Regions from separate parts of the Homo sapiens genome. Here region 1 is linked to region 2. Evidence: chromatin contacts called from ENCODE Hi-C or POLR2A ChIA-PET data. All regions are on one chromosome and are shown on one strand. The core of a region is the stretch at or near the end of the contact, and the rest is flanking DNA. Distances in the headings are between cores, read along the strand shown.

Evidence for each region. Hi-C counts contacts between places; a loop is a spot of excess contacts on that map. ChIA-PET counts read pairs that join two places held with the same protein, here RNA polymerase II (POLR2A). Pooled maps may share reads with other maps.
Region 1: a map of CD8-positive, alpha-beta T cell shows a loop between it and region 2 (4-fold over the local background). The contact joins the promoter of POLR2M here to the promoter of TCF12-DT in region 2. A Hi-C loop is called at or near these places in 3 of 168 maps with a recorded cell type or tissue (CD8-positive, alpha-beta T cell, ascending aorta and naive thymus-derived CD4-positive, alpha-beta T cell) and 11 of 50 pooled maps. POLR2A ChIA-PET finds 5 or more read pairs at or near these places in 1 of 52 experiments (CD4-positive, alpha-beta memory T cell).

What each region holds. Positions count from the first base shown.
Region 1 is chr15:57,704,648-57,709,905 of GRCh38, reverse strand. POLR2M (RNA polymerase II subunit M) reads right to left here and starts at 3,192. Exons shown (of 4, transcript NM_015532.5): 1 at 2,951-3,192; 2 at 548-1,192. The coding sequence starts at 3,063. GCOM1 (GCOM1, MYZAP-POLR2M combined locus) reads right to left here. Exons shown (of 17, transcript NR_104371.3): 14 at 3,534-3,972; 15 at 548-1,192. RefSeq lists a silencer at 2,708-2,757 and an enhancer at 3,078-3,297.
Region 2 is chr15:56,915,039-56,920,255 of GRCh38, reverse strand. TCF12-DT (TCF12 divergent transcript) reads left to right here and starts at 1,757. Exons shown (of 4, transcript NR_015419.2): 1 at 1,757-2,716; 2 at 3,044-3,191. It overlaps TCF12 (transcription factor 12), which reads right to left and starts at 1,612. Exons shown (of 21, transcript NM_207037.2): 1 at 1,350-1,612; 2 at 268-364. The coding sequence starts at 342. RefSeq lists silencers at 573-1,012, 1,063-1,352, 1,443-1,492, 1,663-1,792, 2,313-2,452.

The DNA.
Region 1 (5,258 bases), core at 1,943-4,442, 790 kb before region 2:
CCATCAGCTCCTGCAATTGCTTTACCCTTAGTTCACAGACTAATCAAAGAGAGTACACTTTGATAGTACACTAATCAAAGCTGTACACTAAAAAATGGTTCTGAAAAAAAGAAGTCATAATAAATTCTCTCCAACTCTGTGTTTATTATGAAATACTGGCTAAGCATCCTAAAATTTAACACTCCCCCATGTGCTTTAAAAGACCTTGTCGATTATTTGGTTTCAAAACTAAATATTTTTCAACATGAATCTTCTACTCCGGCCAGGCTGGTCTCAGTGTTGCCACAACATGTTATTTCCTAACTACAAGTAGTTCTCATACAAAGCCCACGGAACTTAGAGCATTCTCCTGACTTATTTAAGAGAAAAGGTCTTATTATATTGCCCAAGCTGGTCTACAACTCCTGGACTCAAAGCTGTCTTCCCACCTCAGCCTCCTGAGTAGCCTGGGACTACAGGCAAGCACCACCACACCCAGTTTCTCGTAAATTTTTGAGTTTAACAAATATCACGTTCCTGTTACAGGCCTGTTTCCGAGGGTACTTACACATTGGTTTTAAATTTACGCAGCTGGGGCACTGGGTTTTTGGCTCGCATTTCTAGCACTTCCATGTAATGAGGTTTCTTCTCAGTCCCACTGGAAAGGCCTGTCAAGTTCTTAGTACTTGCGTTTTCTTCTGACTGTTGTTCACCTTGGTCCGCAATGGTGATCCTCTGTAACCTGTCAATAAACAGGTTGTCAAAGCTGCTGGAAGTATCTTCCGCTTGACTTGAAACACGATGCCGCGGGTGATGCTCACTAGCTTCAGATGAAGGTGGTACCCTGTCTCTATTGCTGGAAGCTGGGCCCTTATTCACTGTGTACTCAACCTCTGAAGTCTCTTCATCACCTTCAAGAGTAGGACGTCCAAGTCCCTGGTTTTGTGAGGTTTGAGATGACTTGATGTTATCTACAGAGGAACATCCAGGAACTAGTGATGAAGTATCAAGTATCGGGTCAGAATTCTGGGCCTTATCTGTACCCACATCAACTTCTGCAATTGCTTTTTGCCTTAGCTTACAGTCTAAACTAACAGGGTTAAACAGTTCACTTTTTCTTCTAACTTCTTCACATTCTGCAATGGCAGCTTTCAGTTTGGCAAAAGAGTCAAAGATCTTTTTACCTTTGTCGGGCAATTTGCAAATGAATTTTCTGTCAAATGGAAAAGAATACTATTACATTACAGCCATTTTTTTAACTTGAGATATAACATTAAAAAGGCAAGGCATTATCTTCAAAGAAAGAAAAGCTGATTTTTAAGTCAAATATCTGATTTCTAACTGCCCCAAAACAAGAATAAAACAATTAAAATGGTCATTATCCAAATAGCCCAAAAAACAAGGGAATGCAGGAAGAATAGGGAATATATGCCTCATTTGTCTCAGCAAATTAGAATTTCAGCAAAAGTATTTTAAGCATATAATAATCACATAAGACATTCCAAGAACCAGCAGTCATTAAAGTGCAATCTCCAAAATTTGGGGATGGGGTGGAGTGTGGGGATGGGCCTATTAGGTCAAAACTACTTTCATAATAATACTAAGATATTATTTCCCTCTCATTTTCTCGCATGGGTACAGTGGAGTTTTCCAGAGGCTACATGGCATGTGATGACATCATTGTTCTAGAATAGAATGTGTGCTTGTGTATGCTTATGTTTTAAAGACTTCAGACGTATTTCTGATAAGTAAATACATTTCGCTAGATACAACACATAAAATAGCTCTTTGGGATGTCAATAATTCTTAAAGTATAACGGAGTCCTGAGACCAAAAAGTTAATTCACTGCTATACATTCAAAACCTATTCTCACAAGGTCAAAACACATGTCTTGATCCCAACCAATTATTTATTTGTCCCTTTTGCTGGATGACAGAGTTCCTTTTCTGATTCCCTTTTCTTTAACTATACAATAAATGGAAAGAAAAAATTACACCTTAAGTCCTCTGTTCTTTTTGACACTACATTCATCCCCACAATTTCAACTATTAACAACACTCTACAGCTGAAATTCCTGTTTTCTGTATTTTTCCAGGGTTCTCTCTTTCTTGAGCCTCATGACTACTTCTCCAGCTTTTAAGTGTTTGGTTTTCGATTAACCAAATGTCTGTCCTGCTCTCCTCTCAACTCTGCACACCCTAAGTAAAATCAACCTTGGATCTATTCCTCTCCCTGAATTTTCCTATTTTTGCTAGTGGTCTTCCATATAGATTGGAAACTTCAGCCATCTCTGTCAACTGCATTTAAATTAGTCCATGCTTAAAAGTTCTCCCAATCCCTTCCTAGCTCACTTTCTTACAAGTGTCTCGTGGGAAGTCTCTCTGAAAATATCCTTCTACTGTCTTCTGCTTTTTATTCCTTCAAACCATCTTTTGCAACAAGCTGCTGAACAAAGCTGCCTAAAAAACAAAATCACTTTTATTACGTGGCTCCCTTGCTAAAATCCGTTCAACCAGCCAGCTGAATGAGGGTCGAACTTTCCCGGCCTAATAAACCCCTCTTCATATCCCACTCTTCCCATTTCCTACGGTTCCTGTAAGCTTAGAATCCAGAGATGAAGCTGACAATCTGTTATGGGTTAGGGGTGCGGGCGACAAAAGGGTTTAGAAAGCAGACTCATGGAACCACCACAGTCCCCGGGTAAATAAAACCGACCAGGGGCTACTAACTCCCTGCAACGCCAGGTAGCCGTTCAATCCGAGCTATCCTCGCAGGCATACGTGCCTGGCCAGGAAGAGGCACGGCTCTGCCGCAGCAAGCCCTCCGTCCACTCGCCCGTAGGACTGAAGCGAATGTGACTGAGTCAAAGTCACCTTCCAGGGAAGGGAACAGAGTGCGGGAGGGGAGGGGAGCGCCCAGGGAGCTCGAGCTGAAGGAGCCTGGCGGAGACTCCGCGGGACCCCAGCTTACTCGTTGCGCAAAAGTCTCTCCTGGCGCTTCAACATTTCCCGCAGCTCCACCAAACTCCGCTGCGCCAAGTCCTCGGGAGCTTGGGGCTCGAAGCCGCGGGGCAGCGAGCACATTCTGCGCGGGCTGAGGCTGGCGCGGCGGCGGGCACTCGGCTTCCTCGGCAGGCCCCGCTACTAGCGCCGGATCCGCGGACGGCGGTGACTCCGGGGCACGAGCGGGAGTCGCCATTTTCCCGGAAGAACGGGGTCTTCTTCGAGCCGAATCGAGCTTTATTGAAATTCCGGAAACAAACACGGACTGGGAGAAGGGGGCGTCCGCAGGAGCGTTAAAGGGCGGAAGTTACGTCGGATGACGCCGGCTCCTTGGCTTGGCGCCCTTTCCCCTTGTGTGAGCATTCATGCGGTCATCAGCTGTTCGTCGGTTTATACAAAAAGTATTCAGCGCCAGCGTGACCTCACCAAGCACTATGTGTCAGTCAACAAATAGCAACGTCCTGTGTTATACTTGGGGTTTACAGAGTTGGCGGGGGGATGGGGGGAGGGAGAATCAAATTATGATATAATAGTAACGTTGGGATGGGCACCTGGGAAGATATCTCTGAGAAGTGGTTCAAGTCGAAACTTGAAAGATGAGCTGGCCATTAATAAGGTGGGAGAGAGTGCGGGACAGGATTTGGGAGACTCTGGCCTGTGCGTGGTGCCTCCGGCCTGTGCGTGGTGCCTCCTAGCTCAGCTTAGGGACGTCCTGAAATTGTTAAAGTTGGAAGGTTCCTCAGAATCAGCGATTTTTCTTGGGGCTCAATGCATTTGGAGAAGGACTTCATTTGTAGCACCGCCTCAAGCATTGTTAAGACATTTGGTGTTTCTGGCTTCTGCCTGCTAGGTGCTATGGCACTCCCAAGTCATTGCAACAATCCAAAATGTCTCCTCCAACATACATTTCCAAAGGCCCACAAGAGGTGATGAGGGAGTGGGAGCAGCTGTACAAACTCGTTGAGGACCTTTTCGAATTTTCTACTTTGCCTATAGAAAAACAGAGGCATGAAAACTGAAATAAATATTCCCAGGGCACAAAACCAGTAAGTGACAGCACCAGATTTCAAACTCAAAAGCCCAGCCCCTTTTCCAACACACCAATTTGAAAATCCCCTTCTTCACTTTAGGCCTATTTCCAAATGTGTAAAACTGTTGAAAAGACTTCCCTCCGCCCCCCCCCACCCCCGCCACCTCCCCAGCTGTTGAGAAGAAGGCAGCTTAATAGGTATTGGACACAGCTTTTACCTTCTCGTTATAGTTCAGCTACCAGAGGTGCATCCCAGTGGAAAGAGTAGGAAGACATGCAGTCACAGCAGATGTCACTTGGGAGGTTTGAACACCCCCATAACCCACCGCCCTCCCCCGATTTTTTGATATAGGAAATTGAAGTTGTCTCAATCCTGTGTAAGATGCTATATAAACACAAGCAGCTCTGTCCTAAAGAGACAGAAGATCTAGGTAAACTCCAAAGCTATTCCAGGGAGCACAATTGCAACCATTTATCTATCCCCCCAATCTGGTCCATTCTGATCAGATTCATTAATATATCAAAATAAGTTTTCTCTGTATAAGACTTGCTTTCAAGGACGTTAATAACGTGCTGCAGCATTGGCTGAATGAGAAATAGGTAAGGTCCTCGAGTCAGGTGGTTGTCTGTGGTACTGACAAAAAAAAAAAAAAAAGACTCCGTAAAATGTTGAAGAGATGTATTCTGTGCCAAATATGAGTGACCATGGCCCGTGACACAGCCCTCAGGAGATCCTGAGAACACGTGCCTAAGGTGGTTGGTGCACAGCTTGGTTTTATACATTTTAGGGAGACATGAGACATCAATCAAATACATTTAAGATAAACATTGGCTTAATCCACAAAGGTGGGACAACTCAAAGCAGAGCGGGTGTGGGGCAAGATGGGCTCCCAAGTTATAGGTAAATTTAAGTTTTTTTCTGATTGGTAATTGATTTAAAGGAATGTCTAGGTTAGCATAAGAACTTGTGGAGACCGAAATTTTATCATGCAGATGAAGCCTCCAGTTAGCAGGCTTCAGAGAAAGTAAGTTGTGTTTCTTATCAGACTCAAGGTATATGTGTTGATATTAAATGCTGTGTAGCTTTTCCTGGATTCTAAAAGAAAGAAGGGCATAATGAGGCATGTCTGACCTCAGCTTCCCATCATGGCCTAAGCCAGTCTTTTAGGTTAAATTTGGAGGACCCTGGACTACAGGAGGAAGTCCATTCAGACGGTTGAGGGCGGACCTTCAAATTTTATTTTTG
Region 2 (5,217 bases), core at 508-3,007:
GTTCTCCTTTTAACTGGTTAAATCAAATGACCCCTCTGGCATTAAAGTTTTAAATGTGCAAGTCTAGACATTACATCAAAGTTCAGGTGTCCAACTTGGGGGAGCTGGACTCCAGCCCTGAGAACTACTGCTTAAGCAGAAAGCAGATGGAGTTCACGCTGCCTAGTCTCCACGTTGCTTCCCCTCACCCTTTATTTAAAAGAAACAAACAAACAAACAAACAAAAACCTCAGCAGAACCCCAAGATGCCATGGAAAGCTCTCATACCGCACTGAAGTCCAGTAGGTCGCTCAGCTCCTTGTCGGTCCCTATAGCGGCCATGCGTTGTTGCTGGGGATTCATCTTCGGCCACTTCTAGCAGGTCCTAGGGCAGAGGAAACGGGCTCAGCGAGAGACCACCGAGGCCCAAAGTGTGTGAGGGAACAGAGAGAGGTACTGGGGAAGATTACGCAAGAGCGCTGGGGGCGCCGGGATGACTTCCAGGACCCCGACTCGCTCCCACCGCGGCGCGAGCAAGGGGCGGGAGGGCTCAGTGCCCGCGCCGGGTCCCGGAATCCACGCGTTCCTCGCCGCGGCCCGAGATCGACGCGGCGGCTCCCGCAACTCGCCGCCTCTCCCCCAAGTTTCCGAGCCAGTCTCTGCCACCTCCTCGGCGCCCCCTGCTCCGCGCCGCCGCCGGGTGCTCCGCGCGCCGGGCCCGGCCGCGGCTGGGGTCTCGAGGAGCGGGGTGAGGGGCAATTCGGCGTCCAGCGAGCGGAGCGGCGGCGAGCGGAGATGCGAAGTGACTCACTCGCTCGGCAACAATAGAACTGACAAGTTGCAGGGAACGCGCCGCTCGCAGGCCCGCGTCTGCGGCCGCCGCCGCCCGGACGTCCCCGGCGGGCCCAGGAGGTCGGAAAGCACCCCCAGCTCATCCAAGGGGCGTTTTTAAACAGAAAACAGAAACCCCGACAACTAGTCTCGCTCTCGGCCGGCGTCCTCCTCCCCAGGCTCGGCCTCCTCCCACTTTTGCTGCCCTGCCCCGGACCTGCCGAACAATGAGCCTGGCTCCGCGGCCGAAGCCGCCCGATCTCCCGCGCGCCCCGGAGCCTGGGCGCCGGCCCGAGTCGGGCACCGAACGGGGCGCACAGGCCGAGCGCGCCGCCAGCGGGCCTGAGCGCCCGCGACTCGAGCCTCCGCCCCCACTCCGCTCCCCAACTTGGAGGGGACCCCGGGTTTCGCGCTGTACAAAGGGGCGCGGAGTTGAGGCGGGGGACGGGGGCGCCCCCACTCCGGCAGGGACGCGGCGGCGCCCCGCAGCCCCCAGCCCCGCCGCGCCGCCCCACTCCCGCTCGCTAGCCCGCAATTACCTGCCGCCCCGTCTCCGCATCCAACCACCCCGATTAAAGTTCACTTTGGCCGGGAGAACGGGCTTGGGCTTCCCCTTGCACCGCCCAGCGGCTCGGTTCACTTTGCCCCGCACGAGCTCTCGGGTCTGGGAGGGGGAGGCGGCTTTCGGGCCTGGCCGCCCCTTCCTCCCGGGGCGGGCTGTCGGTCCCCCCGAATAGAACTTGTGGGTCTCTTCAGGCGGACATTTTTTTCGCTGAGGCGGCCTCACCACCGCGCTCGGCTCGCCTCCGGATCCCTCCGCGCCGGGAAGAGCCGCGGGTTAACCCTTCCCTCCCCGACCCGCTCCGCCGCCTAGGAAGTGGGGCCGGCAGAGGGGGCGGGGAGGAGCTGTCGGGGACTGGGAGGAGCCGCACCGCGGCGGGTGGACAAAGCCCGCGGTCGGGTGAGGCGGGACGGAGTTGGGGCCGGTGGGGAGGGGCATGAGGCGCTCGCAGGCACCTCGAGAAGCAGGCCCCGACCGCTCGCCGACGAAGCCTCGTCCGGGCCTCCTGGGAGCGGGGTGGCAGGTACCGTGGCGCCTCCTCGCGTTGGTCTTGCTGGTTCTCGGCCCCCGAAGCGGAGCGACGGAGACACAGCTGTGGAAGCATCTGGATCCGCTGCCCAGGTCCCCGAGCTTCCCGGAACCCGAGGCCGCAGGACACTGAAGGCTGCCATTCCCGAGTAGGTCACGCTGGACGCCACCCTAAGCTGGGCCCAGAGGCTCCCGTCCAGGAGGGCTGCAGTCGGCGCAGACACCGCGCGTGTGGAGACGGGAGACCCATCCTCCTCGGCCGTTCCGAGAGTAGGCGCGGCCGGTCAGATTCGATGCAGAGCCGAATGCGGGAGAAAGGGCAAAACGTACCTCAAACCAGACAAAGCCTTGTGAGCTTCAGGTTCTCAAATACCCCACTCACCCAGACCCCACATCTCCAGTCAGCCCCTCGCACCCAAATCCCATTCGGAGCAACCGAACTGCACGTGGGACTAGTTCTTGGGAATGGATCAAGCCAGTCTCTTCATCTAACGGAGACAGCCCTGGGTGGCTCTGTCACACAGCCACTGTCTTGTGCACAAGTTCTGAACTTGGCCTCAGAGAAGCCCCAGAGTAGAAAGAAGACAAAATAAGCCCCAGTTCTTCGATTCTGGGCTGAAGTGAGATTTTCTTGAATGGCAGCCATTGTTTTGCCTCTTAGGTAAGTGAGTGCAGTAAAGACCGGTAAGGCCCACGCAGAAGAAACACTGAGGAAAGAAGACACTTCCAAAGTAACAAATGGGAGGAAGCAGCCAACGCCCGAGGACAACATGGCAAGAAGGAGCCTTTGGATTCCGGACTGGGATGGAAAGAGAGGTAGATTCAGCTACCATATGCCATTACTGTAGTTAGTACAGTTGTCTCTATATCCGTGGGATTGGTTCCCAGACTCTGGATTTTCTAAGATGTTCAAGTCTCTTACATAAAAATGGTGTGTTTCCCCATATACTTTAAATCATATCTAGATTACTTATAAAACCTAATACAATGCAAATGCTATGTGAATAGTTGTTAAGGTGTATTTAGGAAATAATCATCCAAAGAAATCTCTATATTTTCAGTACATTTTCAGGCTATATTTTAGGCTCTATATTTTCATGTATTTTCAGGCCTGGTAAGCCTAACTACATTTTTTGTTTTCAGTTGATTGAATCCCGGAATTTGGAAACCCCAGATACGGAGGGCGGACGGTACAACCGGAGCTGTCAGGTGGATTTCCAAGGCTTTGCATTGGCTGTACCTGAAACTTATGGTGGCCTAGACTCCCCAGTATCCACTCTTCCTTATCTTGGTAAACAAGCCCAGTTCTGAGTCACATCCCTGCTCTGCCTACTTACAGGGGCATGTGGTCCCAATCTAAGCAACGTAGCATAATTCCAACCTAAATCAGCAGAATCCCATTCCCTGCCACAGTTATTGGCTGGCAATGAGCGTAACATATTTGGGCCAATGAGAGGAGCAATTTCCTGGTCTTTGTTGGGAAAAGTTTTTCTTTCATTTTCTGAGAGCGCTTCAGAGGTAACCCATTCTTTCTGCATGTCCTCAAAAAAACGGGTCCCCTGGATGGTGGGTAGCCATCTTCCAAATACAAGTCTAGCCGGGTTAAAATAAAGAAGACATCAAGAAAACAAACATGCATAGAGATCTGATCTTTGGTGACTTTTTTTTTTTTTTTTTTTGAGATGTAGTCTGGCTCTGTCACCAGGCTGGAGTGTGGTGGCAGGATCTCGGCTCACTGCAACCTCCGCCTCCCAGGTTCAAGCGATTCTCCTGCCTCAGCCTCCCAAATAGCAGGGATTACAGGTGCGCGCCACCATGCCCAACTAATTTTTTATTTTTTTAGTAGAGTCGTGGTTTCACCATGTTGGCCAGGCTGGTCTGGAATTCCTGACCTCAAGTGATCTGCCCTCCTCAGGCTCCCAAAGGGCTGGGATTACAGGCGTGAGCCACCGTGCCTGGCTTTGGTGACATTTTTGAGGCTCTGAATCAAGCAACTTCTGAATTCAGGTCTATCTTCACTGATTAGACCAATAGGATTCGAATTTTCTGTTGTCTGTAATCTAGTGTGGTCTACACAGTACCACCCCAATGACCATTTTTTTAGTAGCAAAGACATAAACGTCAGGTAGGAAGTCTGATTAGATCATTTTTAAGGCCCCATTCCCATGTGTTTTAGTTCATTTTCTCCTACTGCTAACAGAATACCATAGACTGAGTGATTTATAAAGAAGTTTATTTGGCTCATGGTTCTGGAGCCCGGTAAGTCCAAGAGCATGGCACTGGCATCTTTAGAGGGCCTTCTTGCCGTGTTATCCCGTGGCAAGTGAGCACACACAATAGAGAGTAATCCATTCATGAGGGCTCTACCCTCTTAGAAGTTTCTCTTAAAGGTCTCACTTCTCAACACTTTTGCATTGGGGGTTAAGTTGTCAACACATGAACTTTGGGAGACACATTGAAACCATAGCACTGTGATAAGATTCTATGACTCCACAGTAAAACTGGAAAGAAATCTTGCAGAAGGAGAAGGTATGTGATCCCACATGTTGGATTCATGCTGTTTTCAAGATTCTCTTCTCATCCTGCTCACACAACTAGTGCAGAGGAAGAATATCTGTCTGCCCAAACCTTCAGTCATAGGGGCTCCCTCATTACTTAGGGACTGATTGGTGAAGTTTTTCATATCTATTATGGCCCGTATAGTTTTACTTTATAATTTATTTTCCTTATTAGATTGTGAACCCCTTGAGGGTTCGGACTGACATGCATCTGTCAGTACCATGCACCTAACGTAGTGCCAAGAGCATAGTAGACCCAAAAAGGAGGAGCTGGAATTAAAGCTATCATTCATTTGACATTATAACATGAAGTTATTTTTCATAATATAGCCTTTGCTTGTGTCATTTTTAATAAGAGAAAATGATTCCCACCAGTGAATCTCCTATAATAGCTCTGACTTATATAGAAGACAAAAAGAATATAAAAAGTGGAGTTTTGTATCACTTATAACTCATTTCTGGGCCTTTGCTGACACATCTAGATAGGGCCAGAAGCCTTTATTGAAAAGCTCAGAGAGAAACAACTAAGTAATACAAATTCAGTGTTAATTAATAGTACTATTTGTGTAGTATAAGTTAATCCCTATCGATAAGTTAATATTGAAAAGTATTTAATGTGCATTTCTCACATGCCGGGCATGGTGTTAAATGTTTCAGGACAGAAAGTCTAAAACCCATACTGCCCTCAAGAAAGTTATAATCTAATAGATTTTTTTTTTTGAGACAGAGTCTCACTCTATTGCTCAGATTAAAGTGCTG